Regions from separate parts of the Homo sapiens genome. Here region 1 is linked to region 2. Evidence: chromatin loops called from intact Hi-C (ENCODE). Cell type or tissue: gastrocnemius medialis. All regions are shown on one strand. Each heading gives the region's core, and the rest is flanking DNA. Links, peaks and the distances in the headings are about the cores only. Region 1 overlaps SLC41A2 (solute carrier family 41 member 2). Region 2 has its middle 170 kb from the start of SLC41A2.

What was found. Peaks named below come from ENCODE experiments on the same cell type or tissue, not always from the same donor. Only the 100,000 strongest peaks of a DNase experiment are listed, where the experiment ranks them.
Region 1: a loop joins it to region 2, with 2.7 times the contacts of the local background. A loop is called at or near these places in 5 of 110 quality-filtered maps.

The regions. Positions count from the first base shown.
Region 1 is chr12:104,854,539-104,869,889 of GRCh38, forward strand. SLC41A2 (solute carrier family 41 member 2) reads right to left here. Exons shown (of 11, transcript NM_001352171.3): 7 at 11,894-12,041; 8 at 6,753-6,832. Among named protein-coding and RNA genes, the nearest start is that of SLC41A2, 96 kb to the right of the region's middle. RefSeq lists an enhancer at 10,790-10,919. In gastrocnemius medialis, for the core only: no CTCF peak of the experiment used is centred there; no DNase peak of the experiment used is centred there.
Region 2 is chr12:104,783,824-104,799,174 of GRCh38, forward strand. No RefSeq gene overlaps it. Among named protein-coding and RNA genes, the nearest start is that of SLC41A2, 170 kb to the right of the region's middle. In gastrocnemius medialis, for the core only: no CTCF peak of the experiment used is centred there; a DNase peak (open chromatin) is centred at 8,988.

The DNA.
Region 1 (15,351 bases), core at 1,618-4,117, 64 kb after region 2:
GGCGAAAGAGCCAGACTCCGTCTCAAAAAAACAAAAAAAAAAAAACACCGCCTTAGATCAGAAATTCCCAACCAGTGTGCCTCACATGGGTTACAGCTGTGTCAAGATACTATCCTCCAAGCTCTTGGCATGGCTGCAGTTCCAAATCAGGTACCTCTGGTTACAAATGGCTGTTTTCTTCACCCTAGGGTGCCATCCAAATATTATTAATTTTTATGTGTGCCATGACATGAGAAAGATTAGAAAACACTGCCCTAGAGAAATGAATCTCTCTACTTTCCTGGGACAACTGAGGCTGTCAGTTGTAAGACCCTTCATCTTAGTCTCTATCCCCTAGCCCGTATCTGTGTATTTTCACCTGTCTTTCTTCAAGACTCCTTTTCTTACCACAGTGAGATAAGGGGTTATCCTTTCTTTCCAAGGCTACTGTGTGGCCCACCGTTTCATGGGCCTTGCTCCCTCACTATTCACCATCTCTCATGCATCCTTGATCTTTCCTTCTCTATTACTCCTTTGCCTCCTTGCCAACAAACGTACCCACATGTCTCTTCTCTTGGAAAAAGTTCCTCATCTGGACTTCTAAGTGTCATTCTAATTCTTTTCTTTTCATTGTCAATTAATTAATATGAAGTCTAAAAGTGCTACTTCTAAGATGTTTATTGTTTTATACTATTTAATAAATGCAAAAATAATATTTATAAAATACATGTAAGTTACAAAGACTTACACTACAAAAAAACACCCATGTACCCACCACTCAGTTTAAGAAAAGGAATTCATTATCTTTAGATTTGTAGTGCCCTCTGTGCTCTTCCTTAATCCCATATCCTTCCTTCGCTATCAGAGTGACTATGTTTGTGTTTTTTATTCTCGTGCTTTTCTCTGTGTTATTACTACATACATGTATATTCCTAAATACTATATAATTTGGTTTTACGTACCCTTGAACGTTATATAAATGGAATAATTTATCACATAAGTTTCTGAGATTCATCCTTGCTCTTCTGGGACATGTAATTAATCCATTTTTATTGTTAATAACATTCTATTGTAAGACTGTACTTTCATTTATCTAGTCTGCTACTCAACAAAACTGAACTCTCAAATGACTTCCTGATCACTGAATAAACAGTCCGTCTTGAATCCTTCTTGGCTACAATAACATAGCTTTCATCCTCCTTCTAACCAATGCATCTTGAATTCAGAAGCTATTTCAAGAGCAGATAAAAATAGAGACGATAAGGGAGAGGAAGTATGCGATTGGGGATATCTTGTTTGGGACACTGGGTAGCTAACACCGCTAACTGACACAGGAAACACCAAAGGGCAGGTTTGCGGGGAAGAGGATGAGTTCAGTTAGAAGCTTCAGATGTTCCATGTGGAAATATCCAATTTAAAGTATGGATCTAGAAAGGAACAGATGTGTCAAGACTAGGGATAAAGCCATGAAATGAGCCGTATGACAAGGACAAGTTGTTCTCAAACTTTTGCATATATCAAAATCAATTGATGAGTTCTACCTCCGAGCTGCTGATTCAGGCTTAAGCATCTGCATTTCTAATAAGATCCCAAGTGATATTGCTGGTCTGGGGACCACACTTTGAAAATCTCTGGATGAGACAATATTGCCCATAAAGAAGGTGAAAACTAAGAATAGAAGCTCAAGAGCAGGGTCTTGAAGAATACAAAGAGACAGGTAGAAAGAAGGAACCAGTGAAGGAAAATGAAAAAGAATTTTCAGAGAAGCGATGAGAATGGTAGAATTGCAAAAAGGGTATAGTAAATAGTATTAAACAACTGAATAGAATGAAGACTGAAAATAAGTTATTGGATAAAGTAATTAGGAGGTCACTGGAGAGCTTAGTAAAAGCAGTTTTGTAGAGTGAGAAGGAAGAAAAATACTATAATGAGTTGAAAAAATACAGACTACACTTGGGAAAGTTTGATTGTAGAGAGTAGAAGAGACAGAACAGAAGCTTGAGAAGGCAGAGCACTATGGGAAAGGTGACTTGGGATAAAAAACTTGTGCACATTTGTAAGCTAAAGGGAAAAGATGTAAGAGAGGAAGACATGGGAGATACCGGAAAAGTTAAAATAATTGATGGAGTAAGGCTCCCATTGGAATTGTAATGGAATAGTATCCAGGGCACAGGTCAACTAGTCAGTCCTGGGCAAAAGAATCAGCTCTTCTGAGATAGGGGTGAAAGAAGTTAAAAATAGACATTGTTAGAGATACGAACAGAGGTGAAGGGAAAGGAAAGAGCACGCTGGGAGAGACATGCCTAAAGACTCTATTTTCTCTGTAAGCCTGCCCTACAACAAACATTAAAGGAATTTCTCCAGGCAGAAGGAAAATAATACCAGATAAAAACCTGGATCTACACAAAGGAAAGAGTGCTGGAAATATAACTTTATATGATAAAATCTAAAAGATATATTTTTCATTTTTAGTCTCTTTTTAAAAATAACTGAAGCAAAAAATAATAACAATATATTACAGGATTTACTATTTCAAAAAAGTAAAACGTATTTCAAAAAAGAGTACATAAGTAAAACGTATTTCAAAAAAGAGTACATAAGAAAGAGGAGTGGTATTTCAAGTATAGTGACATAAGCTTCTTATCCTATATGTAAAGTGGTTTACTATTGTTTGAAAGTAGACTGTGATAAAAAAGATATAAGCTCTAAATCAATGGTTCTCAAAGTGTGGTCTAGGGGGTCTGAGGAAGGTTAGATCTAGAAATCCCAACACCTAGCTAACAGAAGTACCAGAAAGAGAGACTCACGTTTATGTTAGCATGATAAAGGCTTTAAGAAATCCCGTAGTAGGATGTGGAGAAATAGGAACATGTTTACACTGCTGGTGGGACTGTAAACTAGTTCAACCATTGTGGAAGACAGTGTGGCAATTCCTCAAGGATCTAGAACTAGAAATACCATTTGACCCAGCCATCCCATTACTGGGTATACACCCAAAGGATTATAAATCATGCTGCTATAAAGACACATGCACATGTATGTTTATTGAGGCACTATTCACAATAGCAAAGACTTGGAACCAACCCAAATTTGTCCATCAATGATAGACTGAATTAAGAAAATGTGGCACATATACACCATGGAATACTATGCAGCCATAAAAAAGGATGAGTTCATGTCCTTTGTAGGGACATGGATGAAGCTGGAAACCATCATTCTCAGCAAACTATCGCAAGGACAGAAAACCAAACACCGCATGTTCTCACTCATAGGAATTGAACAATGAGAACACTTGGACACAGGAAGGGGAACATCACACACCGAGGCCTGTTGTGGGGTGGGGGGAGGGGGGAGGGATAGCATTAGAAAATATACCTAATGTAAATGACGAGTTAATGGGTGCAGCACACCAATATGGCGCATGTATACATATGTAACAAACCTGCACGTTGTGCACATGTACCCTAGAACTTAAAGTATAATAAAAAGAAAATAAAAAAATAAAGAAGAATTAACACCAACAACAATAAAGAAATCTCGTAGTAAGCAAGTTTGTTTAACTTAATGTTTAACAAATTTGATTGACCACAGAACTCACTTTTCAAGTTATACTTATTAACATCTCACAGAACTAGTGTTACCATGAAATATATTTTGGAAAATGCCACTAGTTCTGAAAGACATTAATAAATATTAAAAAATATCCTAGTCACAATATGAACACAGATATGCCTTAAACAATGTATGCATTCTTGTAGCTAATAAAACATAAATTAGTAGCTGCATATTTTGAGAAAAAAAAAATCACAGGCTTTAGAATAGACCCGATCTGGTTTTCAATCGTGACTCACCACTTACAAGATAAGAGACCTTAGACAATCTACTGATCTTATTGTGAGGATTATACGACACAACATGTATAAAAAAAACCTGTAAGTTACCTGGTACATAGTGGTAGGTACTCACTAAATAGCAGATAATGATGATAATGATGAAGATAAACAAGAGTCCTTTAAATAGTACATTCCCCAACACATTTTAAATGAAATTCAATTCTCAAAAGTTCCATCTTATTTGAGGAGCATAGAGTAAACCATCTCTATTAATGTTTTTTAAAGAGTGGAATTTATAAGCTCATAGTGTACCACCATGCCCGGCTAATTTTTATAATTTTTGTGCAGACAGGGTTTGGTCGTGTTGCCCAGGCTGGTCTCAAACTTATGAGCTCAAGCGATCCACCTGCCTTGGCCTCCCAAAGTGCTGATAGCCAACTAAGAGGTTTACTTACTGAGATACTAAAAATATATTACTATGAATATCACACAATGCCACAGCACAGACATCCAAGGAGAGCATTTCAGTGAAGCTCTAGAATTGTTTCTTACTTAAGGTAAAACAACTGAAATATGCATTAAAGCCTTATAATAAAAGGGTTATTGTAATTTAAGTTAAATTTCTTACTGAAATGTTGTTTAATATAGCTCTAACAGTCATTATGAGTAATGTTTATGCTAATGAACTCATCCATTAATATTCACAGAAGAGGATCTGAAGAGGAGGGAGGAAAGCAGTAGTTATTCCAGGCAGTGAAAATTAGATGAATCTTTGTAGGGACAATATAAAAACCTAGTTAGAATGATAATGAAAAAATTGCGCATGTCTTTGGGAAACAATGAGTCCAACCATGTACAGAGGGCCTTGAAAGCTAGGCAGAAGAATTCAAATTTGATCTGATAGGCAGGGAAAAAAACCACTGTTAAATTCATCATCTTAGGACCCATGTAATAAAAACAATGTTTAAGAATGACTAGGCTATTAGTGACACTTAATTTGCCTCAAATAGAGAGTGAGTCAGGAAGCCTACTTTATTACTTGAATGATGGCTATATTGAGACATTAGGCTACAAGAGTAAGACATGCTTGTTATATAAATAAATGATTGAGCAAGTGAACTGTGTTAAAGGGCAAGCAGACAATGGCTTGGTCATTTTTCAGTCAAAGAGGATGAAGGACCAGGTTGAAATAGATGGTCCCACAATTTTATGTGTGGGTGACGGGGAGAATGGTGGCATGAAGAGAGAGACCTATAGGGAAAATTTGTTCATTGATATTCTAAAGTGATATAAAAATTAAAATATTCAGTAGAAATTTTAGACATGAAATTAGATTTTGAAGAACTTGCCTTTATATGTCATATATATTTTTTACATATATACATATATACATTTTTTTTGAGACAAGGTCTTGCTCTGTTGCCCAGGCTGGAGTGCAGTAGCGTGATCTTGGCTCACTGCAACCTCTGCCTCCCTCCCAGGCTCAGAAGGTCCTCTTGCTTCAGCCTCCCAAGTAGCTGGGACTACAGGCGTGTACCACCATGCCTGTAAAAATATAATTTTTATATTTTTTGTGCAGGCAGGGTTTGGTCATATTGCCCAGGCTGGTCTCAAACTCATGAGCTTGAACGATCCACTTGCCTTGGCCTCGCAAAGTACTGGGATTACAGGGATGAGCCACCGTGCCCAACTGACATATTTTCTTTTTACATAGATATGCAAAGTAAATTACATTAAATATGTAGTATATCCTGGGACATGTTTTTCCCCAAGTAGAATTACTTTTTAAATTATATTGATCTAGGCTGTACTTAAAATCTACTTTAGTGTTCAACAATGAGAACACATGGACACAGGGAGAACATCACACACCAGGGCCTGTCAGGTGGGGGGCAAGGGGAGGGAGAGCATTAGGACAAATAACTCATGCATGCGGGGCTTAAAAACTAGATGATGGGTTGATAGGTGCAGCAAACCACCATGGCAAATGTATACCTATGTAACAAACCTGCACGTTCTGCACATGTATCCCAGAACTTAAACTAAAAAAAAAAAAAAAAATCCACTTTAATGACAGTCACCCCAGAAGCCGGTAGACTGGATTAAAATGATCTTATTAAATGTAATTCATATATAAATGTCTGTGAATTTAAGTATTATAATTCCCATTTCATAGATAACAAAAAAATATACGACAGATTTTTAAAGGGATCAGCTGAGGACCAATAGATTTTTTTCTTTTATTTTTTTTTAAGACAGGGTCTCACTCTGTTTCCCAGGCTAGCATGCAGTGGCTTATTGTAGCCTCTAACTCCTGGGCTCAGGCAATCCTCCTGCCTCAGCCTCCTGAGGACATACCTGGGACTACAGGTGTGTGCCACCACATCTGGCTAATTTTTGAATTTTTTATAGAGATGGGGGTCTCACTATGTTGCCCTGGCCTCAAACCCCTAACCTCAAGCGACCCTCCTACCTAGGCCTCCCAAAGCACTGGGATTGCAGTCATGAGCCACTGTGCCCACCCCAGATTTTAATGAACTGAATGGATAAGCAATGTTGAAACCCAGCTGTCTCTAATTTATCCACAAAAATTGACAAAAGAAACAACAAAACAATATACAATAGCTGATAATCCCAATGTAAATAATAAACAAAATCTGAAATATATTTTGCCACATTAATCTTAAGTCAGGTATACCTGACTCTCAAACTAGTAGTTCATGATAAGATTAAGAAAGATTACTTTTCAGAAATGTATTCTGCCTGTTGAGACCTGGGAATGTAATTTTCACTGTGAGCAACAACTTGGGGTTGGAGGCAGAATGGTTGGGATGGGAGGACAGACCTCTTGAATCTGAGCCCTAAGACTTCTAATAGTACCTAAGACTAAGAGGATACGAAGATTTGATATTATCATGAAACAGTATATCTAATTCTTACCATTAATAACTGGCGTGTAAACAACAATCCCAACCAAGTTTGGGTCTGATACAGTTGTGTCCAGAATAAGGCCCCCAATGCTGAAAGAGATAAAATTATATAATTTAGAGAAGAGGGAAGAGAACATACTTGAAGTTATTCTGTACATACAGACACCCCTCCTTTTTAAAATAAAATATTCACACATTTTAAAAATAGAGCAAAAATAAAAATATTCAAAGTAAAAATCAATGTCAACAGTAAAATGTTGAAAATAAAACACGGCATAAGCTCTAGCCCCAAATTTCAGAATTCTGATGTCTAAGATATGCTACTTGTGAAAAGAAAAAGCATACGCTTTAAATGCATTAAAATGTCTTGAACAGTATACGAGAAATTATTAACCATGTCTATTTCTGGGGGTGAGGGTGACAGGGGACTGACGGTCATTTTATATCCTTCTGTGCTTATTAATTTTTTAAAACCATGCCATTGATCACTCTTATAATTTAAAAAATAATTTAAAAAAGAGTATGGTTTCATATTTGAAATAAAGCATAAAAGAGGTTATTTTTATTGTATTAAAACTAGATATTGTTAGGATGTGTCTTATTACTGGCAAATTAAAATAATGAGTTATAGCCACAGAAAGAGCTGATCTTGAGAACAGAAATCTGGAAAACTAACATATCGTTATATGGTAGCAAGCCATACACTCTCAATGTGTCAGTGGAACTTGGAGATTTTTCTAAGTTTCCAAGGCCATTATCAACTGGTTAACATCAGTTTCTGGGTCTGTGTAGTATAAAACATTGCCAGTCCTAATATTCCATGGGATCCTGTGCCCAAATCTTCCAGGAAAATGCCATCCACATTACAACAAAATGAACTACATGCTGTCACAGAATGGGATTGTCAAAATATCAGATCAAATGTTCTTACCTGATAGTTAACATTAGAAAATTATCAAATCTTTATTATTTTAATTCTTTAGTAAAATAAAGGAATTATGCCTTAATAGGCCTAAACTGTGGGCGTTCTCATTAAAGAGGTACACTGTAGAGTCCCAAAATAGTCCTCTTTAGAAATATTTTAACATTTTAAGCCCTAATTAAAAGAATAAAGTACATACTTCAAGAACAAACTAGTTCTGAGTCAAAAAATAAACCTCCCTGACAAAATATATAGATCATGTTGTGGATATAACATAACAATTGCTAAAAATACATTTTTTAGATTCCTGTTAAGCCCAGTGATAAAAGTTACTATAGAAAAAATTAGAAAAGACAAAATGAAGAAAGTAAAAACCAACCCTAGTTACACCATTGAGTTACACTGTTAGTATGCTGTTATATAGGCTTCTAGACTTTTTTTAACTTATTTTGTTACTTATTTAAATTGACAATAAAAATTGCACATATTTATCCTATACAACATGTTTTGAAATATGTATATATTGTAGAATGACTAAATTGAGCTAATTAACTTATGCATTACTTCACATACTTATCTTTTGTGGTGAGAACACCTATACAACATGTTTTGAAATATGTATATATTGTAGAATGACTAAATTGAGCTAATTAACTTATGCATTACTTCACATACTTATCTTTTGTGGTGAGAACACCTAAAATCTCTTGGCAATTTTGATGAATACAATACACTGTTATAAACTATCACCACCATGTTGTACAATAAATCTCTTGAATATGTTCCTGTAGTCTAACCAAAATTTTTAATCCACTGACCAACATCTCCGCAACCCAGCTTTTTTACTATATACATTTTTAAAAATAAAAATTAAATGATAAAAGTAGTTTTATTTGCTTTTATTAAATTTTATTTTTATCATATAGATGTGTGTCATTAAAAAAGTAAAAGTACAGCCAGCATGGTGGCTCATGCCTATAATCCCAGCACTCCGGGAGGCCGAAGTGAGAGGACTGCTTGAGACTAGCAGTTTAAGACCAGCCAGGTCAACATAGTGAGACCCTGTCTCTACAAAAGAGTAAAAATATTATCTGGGTGGGTGCATGCCTGTAGTCCCGGCTGTTCAAGAAACTGAGGCAGGAGGGTTGTTTGAGCCTAGGAGTTTGAGGCTGCAGTGAACTACAATCAAGCCACTGTGCTTCAGCTGGGGAAACACGGCGAGACACAATCTCTAAAAAGAAAAAAAAGAGGTATATAAAAGTACCATAAAGTTCATAATAAAATAATGGTCCCTAGCCCCACCTCCAGGTCCTTCTCTGTACTAGAAATTCTTTTTATCTTCTTTAGTAGTTTCTTATGGCATTTAGTTTTTCTAAATAACATGCTTATACTGCTATTTCTTCATATTAAATTTTAGACATTTAGCAAATGACTTCCTACTATGGCAGATGAGGATTTGACCTCTCTTACACTTCCCTCCCACTTTGATCCCTTCCCAAATCCCTTCCTCCTCCCATCCTGCTAATCTGGTTATAATTTCTGGTGAAATACTTAGGGTTGACTTTATTATAACAACAGAAATTTCATTACTCATAGCTGAGCCACAGAGTGTATTATTAGATATCCTCACGTACGCTTTTTGCTTTGCCTCATATTTTTCTTAACTTTTTAGGTACCTATTACTAATTCAACCTCACATGTGTAACTAAGTTTATGAAGTACCTTTCAATACAGTCAAACTCATCAATTCCACTTTTTTTTTTTTTTTCTTAGAGACCTCCCTCCTTAAGTCCCCTGTCCTCCTGCCAATCTGGATGGTTGCCTGTCTAGGCCTGATGTACAGCTGTCATCCTGTACCTTCCCTCCAATACCCCCTTGGATCCTGGTCTATGTACTATAACAAAAGCCCAGTATTTCATGGGATTCTGTTGCCTGAATCCTCCAGGAAAAAAGCAATCTACATTACAGAAAAATGAACCACATGCTGTCACAGAATAGATTTCTTCTTTCCTGTATCATCTTTCTTAATTTGTTTCCTAATTTTGATAGACCACACCTCCTTTCAGCTTTATACAAAGGGGTAGAGGGGCAGTAAATTCCATGAGATCCTGCCTGTCTGAAAATTTCTTTAGTCTTCTCTTACACGTGGTTGATATTGTGACTGTATTTTATGTTCAAAATAATTTTCTCTCAGAATTTCAAAGGAATCATTTTAGTGTTGCTACTGGACATCATTCTGGTTCCCAGTGCTTTATATGTAACTTATTTTTTCTCTGGAAACATTTGGGATTCATGATAATATGCTTTCACTTGGGTCCCACCTACTTTAATTTATTGCACTGGGTACTTAGCAGGCGCTTTCCATCAGGTAGCTCATGTTTTTCAGTTCTGGGAATTTTCTTGTATTATTTATTTGAGAATTTTCTCTCCTTATCATTCACCTCCTATTGTCTATCTCTTTGCTTCATGGTTTGCTTTTCAGGAGGGTTCCTCTACTTTATATTCCAACTCTTCTACATAATTTATTTCTGCCATTTATGTATTTTTTTAATTCCCAAGAGCTCTTTGTGTTTTTCAAATCTTCTTTTGCATTCTGTTCCTATATTATGAATATTATGCAATAGCTATTATGCAATAGTTTCTCTTATTTATCTGAGGATACTGATAAGAGTTTTCTGAAAGTACTGATGGTACTTTCCTTGAGTACTATTTTTTTTTCCCATCTGTCTTTTATGTTAGAGGCCTTTATGAAATGTCTAGCAATCCTTTACTGGCTGCCCTGTTTAAGGGGCACTGCAAGGCATACTTGGAACTCTCTGTGTACATGGGCAGAGTTTGTCAGCAAGTGGGACTCATGGAAGACAATCAGGTGGGTTTGTAGCTCTTTCATTAAAGGACTCACAAGGGTTAGTATCTGCAGATCTGATCTTTTGTGCTGGTAAGTTCCCCCACAAATGAATTATCTAATTTTTTGCCTGGGGGTAAAAGGCTGTCTCTCAGCATTATACAAAGAAAAGGAAGTGGGATAGGGTTCTCATTGTTCAGTAGACTTTTACTTAGTCTTGCTATTTGTCACACAGTGCTTGAGCCACATCCTCACATGTACAGATGTTTCTGAATCTAGAACCTCTCCGATTTAGCCTCTTGAGAGGTTATTCTTGTCTTCTGCTAGGGTGTGAGGGGGCAGTCACATGGGTGCTAAAGCTGGAGAAAGATTGTGGGGATCTAATTGCTCCTTACCTAAACTTTCAACCAATCTTCCTCATTGCAGCTTTCAGATGTACTTGATGCCTTTAATTCCTCTTTCTGGGTTTCTGAGACTTGCTTCTGATAGGCAGTTAGGTGTCAGCTTTTTTCATTCTGCTCATTCAGTTAACAACTCTTCATCTGATTCCTATCTTCCTAATGTTGTCTCTCACCTGCTGCCCTCTTTGCTCCTCCTCTGTCTTTGTGGTTTTATAGCATTTTTATTCTTTTACTGTCCTTTTAGTAATTTCAGGAAGGAAAAGAAACGTTTCTTAATCTAACATGTTTAATAGGAAATTCATACTCTTTTCTAGGTTGTTCTTCTCATCAGATGTATCATAAACTCTTTCCATAGCAATAGAAATGCTACAATGTTATTTTAATGGCTGATACTCCATTTTGTGACTATATAATAATTTATCTGATCAATACCGTATTGCAAGACCTTTATGTTGTTCTATTTATTTTTGTTATTAAAAACTCTGGGGTGATGAGGATGCTTGCAGCTAAATCTTTTACATATGTCCTTAATTACATCTTTAAGGTCATCAGAGTCCTAGATATGGAAGTAGCCAATGGAATATACATTTCTAAGGCTTTATGATACTCATCTGAGCAACTTAATACTCAGAGTAAGTAATGTCCTTGTCAGGTTAACATACACATACACACACAAAGACAAACACCACTAAATTTTACTCAATCTGGTAAGGCTTTGGAGAGAAGTTTGAAATTGGTAGCCACATGAGGTTCTTTACATCTACTGATTTCATTAATTATGCCTGTCATTTAGATCCCTTGTTATAATACCCGGGAGAATAATGAATTGGCTATATAAAATAATTAACCTAAGAAATAAAAACAGGCAATTCATTTATTTTAATATGCATGTACATATATGCTTATAGAAGACACACAAAGACAGACAGACGTACACACACACACACACACACACACACACACACACATATTTTAATACTAACCTACTTATAACCATAGCTGTTATGACAGGCTCCCAGCCTGAGTGGAGAACTGTTCTTGTGGCTGGATGTTTGGCAGCTATTATAATCCAAATAGGGGTTAGAGCCAAGAAAAATACACCAACTAATGGAGAAATGTAGTAATAGGTCTCTAAAATTAAAAAAAAAAAAAAAAAGAGAGACAACATTTAAATCTCTCTTCTATGTAGCAGATCTAAATTATCAAAGTTTACTAGAAGGTACGACACTATCAAACATATTAACATGCTATACATTTTCTATAAACTTCAAACAAATTTATAACTGTAAATAAGGTAAAAATATTAAACAATGTAACTGAAAAGTAACACATTAATTCAATAAACATTTACTAAAATAGTTACATAACCTACATGAAAATAGCATAATAACAATAACAACAAGAACAGTAACAGTAAAAAAGCTAACATTTATTGGGCTCCTACTATATACCAAGTACTATGCTAAATGCTTTACATTCATCATCTCATTTCATTGTCCCCACCAATATAAAATAGATACTGTCATTTCTATTTTATGAAGAAACTGAGGCTTAGAAACTTAAGAATACAGTGAGGAAATAGGGAGAGCCGGAAGAAAATATGTATCTGACACCAAAGTTAGTGCTCTTAACTCTAAAGGTAAATAGGATATTATTTTTGTCCATAGGGATCTTATAGTACAGGCATTCCATAAAATATTGGCTGCCTACTGATAATAGATATCCAAGCTCCAAAATGAAATAGAAAAACTAGGTTTGATTCTCAATTCATATTTAATTCTAAATCTCCCTAGGGTTAAAAGTTGCATATCCCTTACTGAAAGTCTTATCATCTCAAGGCATTTTTTGGATAATATCATTTTAACTGATCAAAGTTTCATTATTATCAGAGATATTCCTGGCTTCTTCTCCATAACTCTAATTAATTTATTATGCAGAATAAGTACTTTTTAACTTAAAGGCAGAGTTTGCCTCGCAGTCCTATAGCCTACAGCCTTAGATTACTTAATCTAAGTCAAATGTTACTTAATATTTTGATCTTACAGAATGCTGCAACCCTTACCCCAACTCTTATCTTTGACTGAATTTTCTATTTTTTTTGCTTCTTAAGGTATTTAAAGATCTTCTCACCTATGACTAAAGATGCTTGAACTACATACAAACCCAAAATTTTTATTTTTTCCATATCATGTAGGAATAAACAATTATTATAGATATTAAAATAAAGCTAAACAAAGTTTACTCCTAAGCTTTTGTATGGATTTGCCATCACATCTTCTCACAGTCCTGTAGCCTACAGCCTTAGATTACTTAATCTAAGTCAAATGTTACTTAATTTTTTGATGTTACAGAATGCTACAACCCTTACCCCAACTCTTATCTTTGACTGAATTTTCTTTCTTTTGCTTCTTAAGATATTTAAAGATCTTCTCACCTATGACTAAAGATGCTTGAACTACATACAAATCCCAAATTTTTATTTCTTCCATATCATGTAGGAATAAGCAATTATTATAGATATTAAAATATAGCTAAACAAATTTTACTCCTAAGCTTTTGTATGGATTTGCCATCACATCTTTAAAATAATTATACTAATAAAATTTATTTTTATATTTTCTTCTATTTAAAGGAATATGACTAATGCTACATTGTGTCATTTTCTCCATGATTTTTTAAAAGATGAAAAAAACCTTTTATTTGTTGAATGGATTCACAGTTCTCCTTGTAAGCCAACAGATAAGGATAAATAACATCCCAGTTAGGAAGCATTTCAATCTACTAAAACAACTAAGGTTGCCAATAATTTCTTTAATAGAACGAAATAGAAAACAAAATGCATTGAAAACCACTAAACACAAATGAAAAGAACTATTCTGCTAGGTCAGATCATCTTAGTATTTTATTCTCAGGTCAAGAGAGGAGCACCCTGCTAGACTTTAAAGAAGCTATCCTCAACATTAAATCTCTGGAAGGACATCTGAAGCTGAAAAACGCACCCACCACACCCACCCCAGAATCACTGCCCTGAATTTTCAAAGAGGAGAAAAAATACCTTAGGAAAGAAACTAAAAATAATGAGCAGGCAGTTCCTTAAAAAGTTAAACAGAGTTTAACTTGACCCAGCAATTCTACTCCTTCATGTACACCCAACAGAATGGAAAACATATTTACATAAAAACTTGTACATTACATAAAAACTTGAATGTTCATAGCAGCACTATGCATAATGGCCAAAAAGTAGAAGCAACCTAAATGTTCATCAAATGGTGAATAGATAAACAAAACTTAGTATATCCATAAATGGACTATTACTTGGCCATTTCATTAATCCATACAATTGGATGTTACTCTGCACTTCATATGATTCAAAAATGATGCATGTGACAACGTGATGAACCTTGAAAACATTATGCTAAGTGAAAGATGCCAGACTCAAAAGGTCACATATCAAATGATTACTTTTACATACAAGCCCAGAATAGGCAAATCCGAAGAGAAGGTAGATTGGTGATTGTTAGAGGAGGGGTGGGATGAGGAATAACTGCTAAAGTATTCTGTTTTGTTTACAGATAGGGTCTCACTTTGTCACCAAGGATGGCGTGCAGTGGCATAATCTTGGCTCAGTGCAGCCTCAAATCCCTGGGCTCAAGTGATCCTCCCATCTCAGCCTCCCAAAGTGCTGGGATTACAGGCATGAGCCACCATGTCAGGCCCAGCGTTTCTGTTTGAGGTGATGAAAATGTTCTGGAATTAGATCACGGTGATCCTTGTACAACCTTATGAATATGCCAAAAACCACTGAATTGTATACTTTAAAAAAGTGAATTACATGGCATGTGAATTACATCCAATTTTTAAAAATCCTCACAGAGGGGAAAACAGGAAGGAGGACTACATTCTTCAAAAATGTCTGTCATTAAAGACAAAGGATATACACACGTACATAGACAAAGAGAGAGAACAAAAGATAAAGCAAATGGGGTAAAATGTTAACCTTAGGTGAATCCAGATAAAGAGTATGCAGGGGTTTTTTTTGTACTGTTTTGATTTTTGCAACTATTCTATAAACATATAATTATCTTCAAATAAAAGTTTGTTAAATGTTAAAAAGGTGGGAAAACCATGATAAAACCCAAATTTCCAAATGTTTACTGTAAATGTATTCTACTTCAATTACCTGCCAAATCCAACATGCCCATTCCCACCAAATTAGACCATATGGATAATTCTATAGGACCCTCCTAACTTATTCCTGGCTAACTTCTAATCCAATTTTGATAGGTAGGGAAAATTACAAATATATAAAAAGAGATGCTACAAACATTTCTCTTTTTTGGATATACTGGTGTTTTATAGATGTCATAAAATTAAAGAATTACTTTTAGAAAACCACCAATGACACAATCAACAGAGCAAATAGTCAATTAAAGGCCAACTA
Region 2 (15,351 bases), core at 7,886-10,385:
ATGTGCGATCAGCTGTTTTCAGCACTTGACCTATATTGGTTAATTTCAACCTCACTACAGTCCTACAAGGTAGCTACTCTTATTATTACCATTTTTCAGATGAAAATATCAAGGAACTTACCCATGGATACATACCTTGTGAGTGGCAGAACTGAGACTCAAACCCAGCAGTCTGGCTTAGTACTCTTAACCACTATTTTCTTTCATTAGTGACAGTGAATTCTAGAAAGCAGTAAAGAAATGCCTTCAAAGTTCTGAAGAAACATAATTTTAAATGGAAAATTACCCAAAATATTAATCAAGTATTAGAGGGATATAATACATTTTCACACATGTAAAAACTTAGATATACAAAAACCTATCTTCAAACATGCATGTGTGTGCAAGCATGTTTGTTATATAAGTTATGCATGTTTATAGGTTATATATAACATGCATATACAGGTTATATAACATGTTATAACATGCATATATAGGTTATATATGCATGTTTGCATATAGGTTATATATAGATACACACATATATATAGGTAAGTATATACACTTTCTGAAAAAGTAAATTAAGGATTTACTGCAGCAAAAGGAAAAATAACTTGAAGACAAACAATGGCATGACCTCCAAGAACAGTGAACCAATTAAAGAGTGCAACAAAAAGTAATCCCAGATAACTTCTATGCAAATGGGCATAAGCACTGGCCATCTTGCCCCTATTTTTACACTTCTTTGGTAAGAAACTCAATTCCGGGAGACAGATTTTTCAGTTTGGAGTCTATCTGTATGCTTCCTCTTGTACTGAGACAGATATGATATCTGTTCATTTGCCAGCCTATAGGTATGGTCTGGACACAGGCTGCAGGTAGAATCTGATGTCGTTTCCCAGGGAACTCAGGCAGACACAGCAGGGAGCAAGTGGGGCTGCTTCAGCATAAAATGCTGCTGAAAAGCTATTGCCCTCTGCTATGTGCAACATTCCATGGCTTCAATTCAAGGATAAAGCCCTGTTCTGGCCTCTCAAGTTTCTGCAGCTTTGGGATCCTGGGAGACAGTGCCTTAGGAGTAGACACCAGGGCTGTCAGGGCAGGAATGGCACCAACAGGAGTAAAGCCCCTACCCAAACAGTGTCTTGAGCTTTGAGCATGAACAAAGGGGATCCTGAGCTGAAGACCCTGAGAGGACAACTCTTGCCAAAGTGAAGTGAGAGACCCCCAGGGACTCCTAGAAATAATTGGGTGAGGCTTAAAGAGAGGGAGCTAGTGTTTCTGTGATATGCAAATAGACTAATGAGCAGGATAAATCTGAGTACTTACTGTAAACATATTGTGAACATAAGACCTTATTTGTACGCAGGTTGGTGAGGTCTGGGGAAACCTGAATTATATTTATCCAGCCTAGCATTGTCATTATCATCATCATTAACATCCTATTCTGCACAAACTCAGTATAATAGCAATTGTGCTTTATCTGAACTTCTTTTTGGATGCAAAATGATTTCAGTCTATGTGTCCTTTTCTACCTTTCCCATTCCAGCCTTGCTATTCATTCTGTGGTCCACAGACCAGCAACATAAGCATCACCTGAGAACTTTTTTGAAATGAAAAAGTTTGAGAATGTCAGGCCTCACCCCAGGCCCACTGAACCAGAATCTGTAACAAAATCCCCCAGTGACTTACATGCACATCAAAGTTTGAGAAGTTAATAACCACTCTTAAGGAGTGGTTATTGACCTGGCCTGGAACTGCTAAATTCCTGGAACTACTAAACTCCAATGATAAATGTCTGGCTCCTGTAACTCTCAGAATCACCTGGAGAGCTGGGTTTACAGTTCTGGAGTCTGGGAGCATGGCACTGGCATCTGGCAAGGGCCTTCATGCTGTGTCATCCCATGGTGGAAGGTGGAGGGGCAAAAGAGGAAAGAGATGAGAATGAGTGGGAGCCAAACTCGCTTTTGTGACAACCCACTCAAGAACTAGCCCATTCCCACAATAACAACATTAATCTACTTACGAGACCAGAGCCCTCATGACCTCATCACCTTTCATTAGGCCCCACCTCCCAACATGGTTGCATTAGGGATTAAGTTTCCAGCACATGAACTTTAGGGGACACACTCATGCCATGGCAGCCTCATTACAGATTCAAATATGCATCCTTTCTTCTTTCTACCATAGGCTTACTTACTTCTGACTCCCTTTTTCTCAATAAATGATTCTTCGGCGACGATTGACAGGAGTCAGCCATTGAGGAGCTGGGAGATAAGGAGGAAATGAGCTCACTGGATAAAATAGATAACGAGGAGGCCAGCCCTAACACTGGCAAAAACACACATCAAAGTGAAATGAGGGTAGTAGGGAGATTATGAAGGACCTTGTTGGCTGGGCAGAAAAGTCCATTTAATGTGGTGGGAGAAATGAAGGCCAGTGAAGATTGGAGAGAAGTGGGGAGAAAGGATACGCTGAAATTTAAGTTGAATTTAGTAAACAATTTGTATTTGAAGATACATATTTACCCACTTAAAACCAAGCATTGAAATGATGGTCATTTAAGCATTCTTCTCAGAAAACTACCTACCTAGGTGTTTCTCATACAAATCTGCTCTGGAGCCAATAATGACATTTAATAAAGTCTTGCTAATTACGTTCTCTAACGAATTGTGAGACTGCTTAATCCACAGTGCAGAGATTTGTATAGTCAATAACTGCGTTAAATAGCCTCAGTTACTTACATACGGTGTCTATTGGTGTTAATTGTATCCATTAACCCAGACAGAATTGTTTTAAATTTCTGCAAGATGGTTAATGTGCTGATTCCTCTGAGGCCACTAACCACATTTTTCCTTTGGCCACATTCATAATTGGGGCTTAATAAAGCTTCTTAATCTGAATTTAGCCTCTGGATAAACGACCAAGAAGTCTAAAATTCTTCCTCATGTGGAATACTTCATAATATGCTTGAATTGAAACTCAAAATTAACCCTATTGGTGTTTCCCCATTTCTTTGATTTAGGATCTTTAAGATGAGAGCATCCTTCAATGATTAGGAGAACTACAAGATGGAAATAAAGACTGTATTACTTACAGGTCCTTGGGCGGGACATGGCATGCCTAGAGGCCACACAGGGAGGTCAGACAGCACAGGCAGGGAGAGAAAAAAGAGACCCATGGGCCAATGCCTTTATTGGGTATTGGGCATTATCCAAACAGGTTTCCTGCACGGAGTTTTAATTGGGTTTAAACCAAGCAGGCACAAGTTCCAGGTCACACAATAACTGATACATGGTCACTATGGCAGATCTGCACAGTCTCTGTGGGGTGTAAGAGTGAGTGGGGCCAGTCAAGCAGGCTGCATCTAGCTGTCCCATGGGGAAGTGGTCACTAGGGAGCAGTTGTATAAGGCAGATATCTGGATGGGGCACATTGAGGAACTCGGCAGGGAGTTGGACTGGAAATAGTGTCAGGAATGACTGAGCCCTGCTTCTGGTATGAGAAAGTCTAATGTATTTAAAATGGATGCCAAGGCAACACAAAATTAATACATAATTGTATAAACATAAACATAAATTTTGTTGGGTATAGTGAATTAAGCATTCAGTTTACCCAACAAAAAATTGACTGAAAGAGGGGGCCAGACACAGTGGCTCACACCTGTAATTCCAGGGCTTTGGGAGGCTGAGGCAGGAGGCTCACATGAGGCCAGGAGTTGGAGACCAGCCTGGGCAACAGAGAGAGATCCTGTCTCTAAAATAATACTTTTTTTAAAAAAGTTGGCAGAAAGATATACTAAATAAAAATACATAGGCTTGTATCCTTCAAATGCCCTTAAAGAAAGATATTTATCATTGGAATTTAGTAGTTCCAGGAGCCAAGGTCTTCCTCAGCTGAACAAGTCACCCCCATCTACCTGGTCGACTGGGCTTGAAATGTCCCTATATTTGGCCCTTTACTTTCAGGGGCACCTACTGTTAATATTCTCAAGGGCACTATCTTACTTCTTATGGTGCATTTCAAAGGTTGTGGTTGATTTGTTTGGGTCCAAAAATAGTATAGTCCAATAATCTGATCAGTAGCCAGACATAACATCACAATTGAAGTTGTATTTACTATATTTTGTTGCACACTAGGTCTTAGGGAGATATCAAGCTGGGTAACAGTTGATAGAACAAGTTAGAATATAATTTGCCCAATATATGTCTGCAGACGTTTTGGAAGCCTGGGAAATGCAATGAAGAACTCTCGTCCTGTATGCTTCTGGCGGTGTCATATAGAGGATCACTTGCTCACCAAAATCGCCTTAAAAGGATGCATTAAATCCTTAAATCACTATCCTGTGATGATATCAATCAACATGGTTTTATCACTAATGATAGTGATAGACAGTAGCCTGGGCAATGAGGGTGCCACAAGTAAACCTGACATCCCCTGTCGTAAACGCTACAGCCAACTTCATTTGAAAATCTCATTTAGAACACACTTTTGGCACGTTTCTTTCTCTTCTAGGACACACAGCTTTTTAAAAAATACAAAAATAGGCTGAGCACAGTGGTTCATGCCTGTAATCCTAACACTTTGGGAGACCAAGGCAGGTGGATCACCTGAGGTCAGGAATTCAAGACCAGCCTGGCCAACAAGGTGAAACCATGTCTCCATTAAAAAAATACAAAAATTACCTGGGTGTGGTGGTGCATGCCTGTAATTCCAGCTACTCAGGAGGCTGAGGCTGGAGAATCGCTTGAACCCAGGAGACAGAGGTTACAGTGAGCCGAGATAACGCCATTGAACTCCAGCCTGGGGGACAGAGCAGGAATCCATCTCAAAATAATAATAATAATACAAAAATAATACATGTTCATTGCAGACAATTTGAGAAAGAGAAGCATAAAGAGAAAATAATCTAAAATCTCACTGTAAGATAATGAACATTTCCTTCCAATCTCTTAAAAACGCAGTTACATATTACATGTATATTTTGTTCTGTGTTCTTTTATGTGATGGTCAGTCAGATGTGGCCACAAGAGGACACAGGAGAGGCTCAGGAAAAAAACAGTTTATTGTATTCACAGATTCTGGAAACAGGAAGTGTGGCACTCCTGCAGGGTCACATGGGGAAGCCACATGGGATGATCAAGGGGCAGAAAGCAGGGGCAAGGGGAAAGTCTAGGCCAGAGGTTACAGGGGTTTCCTGGGAAGGGCAGGCTGAACTGTTTAGAACTGGCTAGTTTGAATAATTTTGGTGGGCTCTAAACTATAGGAGTGGTCCCTGGTTGCCCAGTACCTGGCCCTGGGGTGACTAAAGCCAAGGAATACTGTCTCCTGGGAAGTATAGGCCAGATGAAGGAGGTGTGGCTCTGGAGTGGCTAGTTGGCATATCAAAGACATGCTCCCAGCTGAGTCCTTTGCTTTCCCTAAGAATTGGCTAGCCCCAGAGAGTAGCCTGTCTCCAGCCCAGAAGGATTTTTTGTTTGAATCTCCTCTGTTGTTTTTTTTTAATAGGACAAGAACTTGTTTATTTTATTTATTTATTTATTTTTGCCAAATAAAGCAATTGGACAGCGTTCCTTCCTCTTTTCTTTTTTAAAAAAAAAATTCCATAGGTTTTTGGGGAACCGGTGGTATTTGGTTACTTGTTTTGTTGTTGTTGTTGTTTTTTTTTTTTTTTTTTTTTTTTTGAGACAGAGTCTCACTCTGTCGCCCAGGCTGGAGTGCAGTGGCGCGATCTCGGCTCACTGCAACCTCCGCCTTCTGGGTTTGAGCGATTCTCCTGCCTCAGTCTCCCAAGCAGCTGGGATTACAGGCACACGTCACCACGCCCGGCTTATTTTTGTATTTTTATTAGAGACGGGGTTTCCCCATGTTGGCCAGGCTGGTCTCGAACTCCTGACCTCAGGTGATCCATCCGCCTCGGTCCCCCAAAGTGCTGGGATTACAAGCGTGAGCCACCTCGCCCAGTTGAGTAAGTTCTTAAGTGATGATTTGTGAGATTTTGGTGCACTCATCACTCAAGCAGTATACATTATACCCAATTTGTAGCCTTTTATCCCTCACCCTTCCCACCCTTTCCCCCGGAGTCCCCACAGTCCATTGTATCATTCTTATGGGTTTTTAAGAAGTCAAAACATCACGATATACAGACAATAAAATGTATACAAGATATATTTTATTGTATATATATATATATATATATATATTTTTTTTTTTTTTTTTTTTTTTTTTAATGCATATTTCATTCTTCTGAGCCCCATCCCGAGTCTTCCACTTCAAAGTCAGTGTGGGCCCTTTGGGAGTCCCTTCTTATTTCTGTCCCCAGAGCATGTCTCAAGCCACCTTAGGGGAAGAGGGATGTCCCTCCGTGTTCAGGTGAGGGGCTGCTGTCGTTCAGTGAATGTAGGACGGGAGGCCAGCCTCCCCACCGGCCCTTTTGCTGAAGCAGGCATACACGGCGCCCCCAAAGAGGATGGAAAGTCCTTTAATCAATCCCCCAGGGGCTGTCAGGAAGCTGAATCGGGGAGGTGGCAGGAGCTGATCAGCCGTGTCCCTGACTTACTGAACTTGTACCGCACTGCTCTCTCCTTCTGTACTATGGCCCTGAGGTGCCCAGGCCCCACAGCTGACTCAATTAATCTGAAGTGGGGTGGAGCCATCTATGTTTCTTTTAGGGATTCAGGTGACTCTAATGTGCGAGTGTGAAACACTGGCTAAGCCCTCAGCGCTGTGCTAGGCAGCCCTCGCTTATACCCTACTTATTCCCACTTCTGCCTTCTCCCCTTAGTGTCCCCAACCTCTTCCTTTCCCTTGGGCACACTACCACTCGCTCCTGCAGAAATAGCTCACGACGACGTGCTCCTCAATTCCACGACCTGTGGATTCTCCGTGGCCACTGGCCTCGCAGTTTCTGTTGACGCCATCAGGGGCAGCAGCGAGCGCGGTCTCAGTGAAGGAGGCCTCTAGCTTGCGGCGGGGAGTTGAGCTGGAAAGGGTCTGGATAAGGGTGAGCTCTGATGCTGTTTTCTCCAAAATAGGGTCTGAAAGTATATACCTGAGCTTTGTGAGGATTCACTTATTCCTCCCTGAGTTGTATCACAGTTTCTCTGTTTTGACTTAGGAAAACTGATAAACCTATGTGACTTTCTTTGCTTCTCTCAAATACCTGGGTGGGAGATGGTGGAGGACAGTCCACAGCAAACTCAAGTGAATCCATTACTTTTCATTCTCACCAAAGGTCTGGAGCTGTATCTGGTCTCTGGTTTTGGCCTATAGACACTGCCCTTTTGATCTGAGGGTGAAAAGGGGATTCAATCTAAGAGTATTTCATTTCCTAAACAATCTGGAAGAGATGTATTAGTTTAAAAATCACTCATTGTTTGAGCAAACACTTTCCACATATATTCTATGCATTCTCTCTTTCTCTGCATATGCCATGCCTTCTTTCACTTCCATTATATTGGGAAAATTTCCCCCATGTCATTAAATGTTTTTGGAAAAGATGATTGTGCATGATGATACCTATTTTGCAAATTTTATGTACCATAGTTTTTTAACCATTTCTCTGTTGCCGGACATTTAGTTTGTTTATGATTTTCACTCTTATCAACAACTGATATAAATTTTCTCATATATAAATCTTTGGCCCTCTCACATATCATTTACCATGAACATTGGGAGTACCGTATTTTATCCTTTTGGAGTCCTCTCGGTGTTAAGAACAGAAGTGGTTTCACACGTGGCACTTAATTAACGCTTGTTAACTTCACTCATGGCCTAGATCAACTTGCATTGGCGCCCTATAAAACCTGTCTCTTTAATATTAAGCCATATGAAATCACAAGAGTATGCCAAATCCAATTAGCATCTATCACGACCTATCCACTCTATAAACAGGCATTTCATGTTTCTGTTACATTCAACTTCTGAAATGCTATAAGCAGAATCTATTAAGGCAAACAATGAAAACACAAGTAATAATTTCTTAAAAAACACTTTGCAATGCCTGCATCATACATATTAATTTATAGCTGCAGCAACAGAATCTCATATTCAGATGGTGTCCTTTCAAAAGGAACTGTGTAACAAATCCCAGGCAGTACTTAGCTTAACTTACCTTCCTGGTGATTTATATGATGCACATCATTGTGTGCATAAAGTCCAAATTTCATGACACAGACACATACAATTACATGGATGACAGTAATATGCCAATGAATGATATAAACATCAACTGTTAATTCACTAAGAGAAATAGAAAGTCAAGGCAAAAGAGACTACGTCCCAAAACTACCTGACTACTGCCTTTAGGCAAAAGATCTTTTGGAAATCAGCTTTTAAAGACTTTAGTTTTACCACTGCCCTGAAGCAGGCTGAACCTAAAATGGGACTTTACTATCTGCCCAACCCTGGGCCCAGAGTTACTCATGGAATACAGGTGACTTCACCAAGATTCAGGTGAATCCATTACTTCTTATTCCCACAAAACGTCTAGAGCTGAGTCTAGTCTCTGGTTTTGGCCTATTGACACTGACATTTTGATCTGAGGGTGAAAAGGGATTCAACCTAAGAGTATTTCATGTCTTAATCTAGAAGAGAGGTATTAGTTTAAAAGTCATTCATTGAGGAAACACTTTCCACATATTTTCCATGCATTCATTCTCTGTGTGTGTGTGTGTGTGGTGTGTGTGTGTGTAGACTACCTTTTAGGATTTTACTCTATGTTATATAACTTTACTTTGCAACTTTTACTTTCCCGAAAGTGCCTGGATAAGTAATGTGTAAAGTGTAAGGCAAAGTTGTTTCTGTTCTATCTTGAGCAGTTCATAAAATAACCTTCAGGTCACCTTCCCTGTGATCTGCAGATTGGCTTGGTGCGTACTCTAGAGGTGCCAATCATTCTTTCTCCGCTTACTCCTCTCTGTGAGAGGACTCACGGCACTGGAAGAGGCAGTCCAATCACCATGTGATATCTGCTCCTTAACTTGGCCACAGCAGATCAGAAGCCAGAGCCAAAGATGAGTCATTAGATTTTCTGCCAGGAGGAGTTGGAATTGTGACTTAGTGACTGAGTCTGTTAGCTGCATGGGTTTCTCTTTCTTCTGTTTCTCAAATAGCCTCAAGCCCTTCAGCCTCCTGGGTGATGTCTTCCTTGAATATCCGAATAAAATGTCTTAAGTCCTGCAGTGGAGACAAATGCTATGTGTTAAACTCAATTTCATTTCTTCTTCCTCTTCCTGGGCACACAGGAAGACCACATTTCTGAGCTTCCCTTGCAGTTAAGTTGTGCCATGGCTGTCGGGTGCTAAGCAGAGAGGCAATGGCCAGGAAGAAGAGGCAGGAGTCTCTTCTTGTGCAAGAGTTGACAATTAAAGAGGAGAAGAGTAGAATGGTGTTGGTAAGGTCAGATGGAGGCTTTCCCTTCCAAGGAAGTCTTGTGCATATGATGGAGCAGAGAAGTGGGCCACTGGTGCTAAAGAGAGGAAATGTGGTAGAAATGGATGGGTTGAAGGGTGAGCTTGAAACAATATGGGCATGTCAAGGCAGGGACAAGGAGTTACTGAGGAAGCTTATCCAGAGGCCTCAGCCTTCTCCCTGGAGTCAGAACCACCTGCTGAGGGCAGTGGAGGAGAAAGAGTGGGAAGAGAGAAGCTCTGAAACTGCCCTCTGGGCAAGTTCGTGGAGCTGGACAGCATGGATTTGTAGTAAGCCAGACATGAATGGTTTTGTGCCAAACCCGCGGAATTTGGTGTGTGATCTGGGAGAAGGACCAGAGAAGGCTGTCTGTGGGAATTACCAGAAGTCAGAAGCCTATGTTAGCATAACATTATCACTTGCCTAAAGAACAGATGATAGGGAGAAAAATGTTATTCTTCTAGGCCCATATTTATTCACTATTTCTTCCTACTAATAATACCCCAGTGTCTTTAAGTACTAAAACGTTCCATTTCTACAGAATGTTTTCTCTCATCTGTAAGAATAAAAAGGATGTTCATTTTTTTAAAACATTAGGTACTCATTACTAAACAGGACAAAAATCAATCTTTTTTTATTTTTTAAGACCCAAAACAATAGTTAACTACTATTTGAGCTGGGGATCTATTGTCTAGAAAAGTAATAATTATTAAGTAATTCAAAAAATAAATATAAAAGTAACAGGTTCATTTTTGAAAATTTGTTCAGCACAAAAGAGTTTTAAAAAGAAAAAAAATCCATAATCACATCATCCAGAGCAAAACATTTAAAATATTTTGGTGTCTTAAAAAATTAGTGTCATTCCAGATAAAGTTTTGTACTCAGTATTTTTCACACATTATTTTATAAATATTTTCCTAACTCATCAAATGAGCTTTAAAATATAAATTTGCTGACTATAATATATAGTACCAATTTTTTTGAAGTTTATGCCTGTTTTGTTTGTTTATTTTTTGAGACAGGATCTTGCTCTGTTGCGCAGGCTGGATGGAGTGCAGTGGTGCAATCATATCTCATTATAACATCAAATTCCTAGGCTCAAGTGATCTTCCTGCCTCAGCCTCCCAAGTAGCAGGGACTACAGGTGCATGCCACCATGCATGGCTAAATTTTTTTTTTAGGGATGGGGTCTCGCTGTGTTGCCCAGGCTGGTCTTGAATGCCTGGACTCAAGAGATCCTCTCACTTGGCCTCCCAAAGTGTTGGGATTACAGGCATGGGCCACCAGTCCCAGCTTAAGTCTGTTTTCAAATGAAAAATGTAAAGCTGAAAATTGCTGCAATGTATATTGTGATTATTACCTTAGGACCGATTTCTACAATGGTATGTCAATAGGGCAAAGAATATATTTTTCCTTAAAAATAAATTTTCTTTAAAAATAAAAGTTCTAAATGATTTTTTGAGATACACATACATCATTCAAAAATGAAAATGATCTATAAAGTATACACTGACCAGTCTTGTCCTCATCCCTATTCCCTTTCAGCTTATTATGCCTTGTCCTCTATAGGTAACCGTTTTTCTCAGTTTCCTGATTTTTCTTCCAGTGTTTCTTGCCCAAATGTTTATTTCCCAATGAGAGAAATATCCTGTTTCTCACAACCTTACAAAAAGGAAGGATATTTTATACACTGTTCCATGCCTTGCTTTTTTCACCTTACTATGTATCCTGGAGATCTTACCATATAAATCTGTAAAGATATTTCCTATTCCTTCTGTCTCTCAGTTGCATAATGTTCCATTGTATGGATGCACCATAATTTATTCCACTAGGAGCCCTGAGTTGTTGTCTTATCTTTTACTATTACAAACAAAGCTATAATAATCTTGAAGTACGTCATGACATATATGTCTGCGAATATCTGTAGAATCGATTTCAAAAAGTTGGATGCCAGGCGGCTCCTAGGATGTGTGGAGCTCCAGGCAAATATTCTTTGCAGGGCCACTGCCGTCTTACGCCATTTGGCTTTAAACTGTTGTTGCAAAATCCTTGAACCCATTTGAAGCTTAGTGATTTATCAATGAAGATTTAGTGTAATGGATAGAAAAGAGGTACTTACACATTTGGCTACTGTCCAGTAAGTACAGATGAAGATTCTTCATAGTGTCCAGGTACCATCTTTTTGTGTTTTTTCTTTATTGTCAAATATGTTATTCCTGGCTAATTTCATATCTCCCACTGCAAGGAAAAGTTAACAATATTGTTACTGGTTGCAATGCCAGGGCTCTTCAGAACCTATTTGTATTGAAATGGTACCACATCGACATCACCACATTGACGGTAGGCAAGAAGGACACCAATTGAAAGGGCCGGCTGTGGAGCAGTGGTCTTGAATACCTTTGGGAGAGAAAGGGACAGCCATCCCTAGAGAACTGCCTGACATGTGTTCTAGAGCCAGCAAAGGGGGTTGGGAAACCTCCCTAAGTGCAAGTGATGAAGTATGCACAGGGTAAAGGGTGACTGCTACCACCGTGTCATACTTTAATGCTCTAGACGGGAGGCAACGCTGCAGCCAGAATGCTGATATAAGACAGCTACGGCTTGAGTCCAAGGGTTAACTATGGACAGTTAGTGGCCCAGAGCTCTCAACTTCCCCTGTGTCTGACATGAAAGTCACACAAAATCAACATGTCATTTTGGTCAGTAAGAGCAATCAACTCATCAAAATGCCTTTCTGGAACTAGGGCTGGCCATAGAATCCTGGAACTACCCCATAGGCATGAGTCTCTGGTCTCTGGTGGACCTCAAACAAGGGGAAAAACAGAAACTGGGCCAACTGCCAGCCCACTGGCCAGTCTCAGGCTTTGGATGGCAACTTACAAAACTGTAAGGTAGGAGCTTCTGCCAACTGGAGACCATACAGGATCAGTTCCAAGTTGGGGCACCCTGCCCAGATGGCACTGCTGACTCCAGCTAGTCTCGCTATCAGTGGGGAGACTTAGAAAGAAGATTTAGAAATTAGGAATTCACTCTAAAGAAGGGGTAGGTGAACGTGTGTGTGTGTGTGTGTGTGTGTGTGTGTGTGTGTGTGTGTGTGTGTGTGTGTATGTGTGTGTATGTGTATGTGCAGGGCCAGATAGTAAAGATTTTAGGCTTTCAGGCTCTATGGTCTTTTTTAAGGCTACTCAATTCTACTGTATAGAGGGAGAGCAGCCATAGGCCATATGGAAATGAATGGACATGGCTGAATTCTAATAAGCTTTATTTATCCAGGCAGCAAACTGGATTTGGCCCACTGGCTGAAATTTGCCAAACTTTGCTATAAATCATGCAGCAAAGGGCCCAGCCTTTACTTGCCTAGTAATGGTGAAATTACAAGATAGGATGACAAGTGCATTTGTAATTTTGTTATATATGGCTAGATTCCCCACTATAGAGCTTTTATTCTGCTCTACCACCAGCAATTTTGTCTCCCTACAGCCTTGCCAAGAGAATGTTTTATCCAGTTTTGAATTTTTGCCAATCTGATAGGTAAGTAGTATCTCAGTGTGATTTTAATTAGCATTTTTTTGAGTGGTATTAAATTTTTTTTTCTGTGAACCATCTCTCCTCTGGTTATTTTACTATTGGGTTGCTGGTATTTTTTCCCTTGATTTATAAAAGTTCTTTGTTTGCCAAGGAGATTAACCTTCAATATGTATTCTGCATTTGTTGGATAAAGTGTTCTACAGATGTCAATTAGGTCAAGGTGGATGAGAGTGTTCAAATGCTTGAGATACCTAGTCGTCATTCAAGTAGAGTTGTCTGGCAGGTATTTGGAAATACAGATTTAAAACTCAGTTGAGAGGTTGGGACTAGACAGTTTTGGAATAATCAGTACAGATGATATTTATAACAATAAGATGGGTAAGATCACATCGGGAAAGAAAGTAGATAGAGAAGAGATGATAAAACTGAGCCCTAGAGCATTCCAACATTTAGAGATTGAGAACAAGAGAAGCGACCAGCAAAACAAACTGAGAAGGGGCTTTTAGTAGGGTAAGGAAAGAAAGCGAAGGGCAGACTTTTGGAAGCAAAGTAAAGAAAATATTTCAAGATGGAAGGAGATTCTGTTAAATGACTTTAGAGATTAAATAAGGTAAGAATTCTTATTAGAAATTGATCATTGGATTTGGCAATGTGGAGGCTATTGGTGACTTTGACAGTGAAGATATGTTTTTGGTAAGGAAGTTTAAGAGGAAGAGAATAATTTTGTATAAGAAAGAATCTTGAGTGGCATATTTTTGTCCTAACATCAAATGACTGGTTATTTAAGAAAGACGAAGTAGAGGACAAAGCAAAAAAGCTAAGCATATCGAGTGTCTGAGTAAATCATGATAAGGTTTGTGAAGAATGAATTTATAAAAGCAATTTTTGTGTGATCATGTTGGTTACAATTAGAAGGGAATTATTTGTAAGTTTTTCTAAAGATTGAACTTTGATATTAAAAATACACTAATACAAAATTAAATTTTTGGTCCCCTATGCTAGAATAGCCAGGTTTTCTCAAATTTTTGATCTGCTCTTAGCAAAAATTACAAGACATTTTTATTTTTAATTCTAAAATCTGTTTCTTTAGCAGGCATTTTCTAAACTGTACAGTTTCTATTTCTGCCACATTTCTTCCTGACATTCATTTAATGTCCCTAGTTTCAGGCTGAAAATGCTGTCTTCATTCAGGTTGGTAATTTCATTTAACAAGGTAGAGTTTTCCTGTTGAAGCTTCTCAGATCTATTTCTCAGAAGTTCGACTTTGGCTCTATCTTGCGACATGTGATTTGCAGGTCATAACATCTTGCCTCCTGTTCTTCTTTCTCTACTTGAGAAGGACTGAGATGATCTCTCTCTCCTTCAACTTTTTTGTCATTCCTTAACTTTTTTCTCCAGCTCCAACTCTGTCGTTATAACCTGACAGTAAAATGCTTATCCTGAAGGCCTGGAAAATCAGTGTTTTCTTCTAGTATAACTTAATTCTGTTGGCTTTTCTTAATGTGTCTGAATTGTTCCATGTAACCAGGAAACTTCTGATGATGTTAGTAAGAGACATATATTCCCCTGCTCAAGGTACTAGTTTTCTTGTTTATATTTCTCTATAATATGGTATACATTCATAACCTTGGGCACACTCTTCCTGTGTCTGATTAAGTTCAAGTACCCTTTCATGAGGTTTGACTTCCAGATTATCTAAATAGGCTTCCCATAAGGAGAAGCAGTTACACTGGAGGAGGTTTTTATTTTTGGTAACTGGCCTAAAAAGCAAATATTTTATATTTACCAAGATAATTTCCTGTTGTTATCTTTATTTTTATTATTATGTAGAAAAATTGAGCTTTGAAAAAGTTGCTTTTTTTTTTTACATTTATGAAACTTTATTGCTTTTGAAGTCTTTGGATTATCACTCTGGTTAAATGAATGGCTATTATTTCACAGTGACCTGCGATCCTGTTTTGATCAAGTATTTTGAACTTTTTGGCATCTTTGGCAGGCTTCTCCAGGATCAACATTCTAAATTAAATCTTTTTGACCTAGAATTAACTTCAGGATTTTCCATGTGGGCCACTGGAGAGCCTCAAAGGATGTATCTTTCATCTTGTAGAGATATTAAGTGACTAGGCTTGTTTGTACGGGAAGTATTGTCAAATGATAAGTGATGCTAGGTTTTCTTTCAGTTACATTTATGGGTATGTTATTGATATGAATGTCCCCAACTGTACAAAACTCTTAGAAATCTAATATCTTATTGGCCATAATTCTGGTTATTATATTGTATGCCATAAAATAACCAAATTTCCTTGTCAATTGCTGATTGTAATGAATCAAAGTCAGATTCTTAACCATGGCTATTTTAAGTCTCTGTCATTCACAATTATTGTTTTGATTTTTCTCCAAAAGCATTTGCAATTAGTTTCATGAAAAATACTC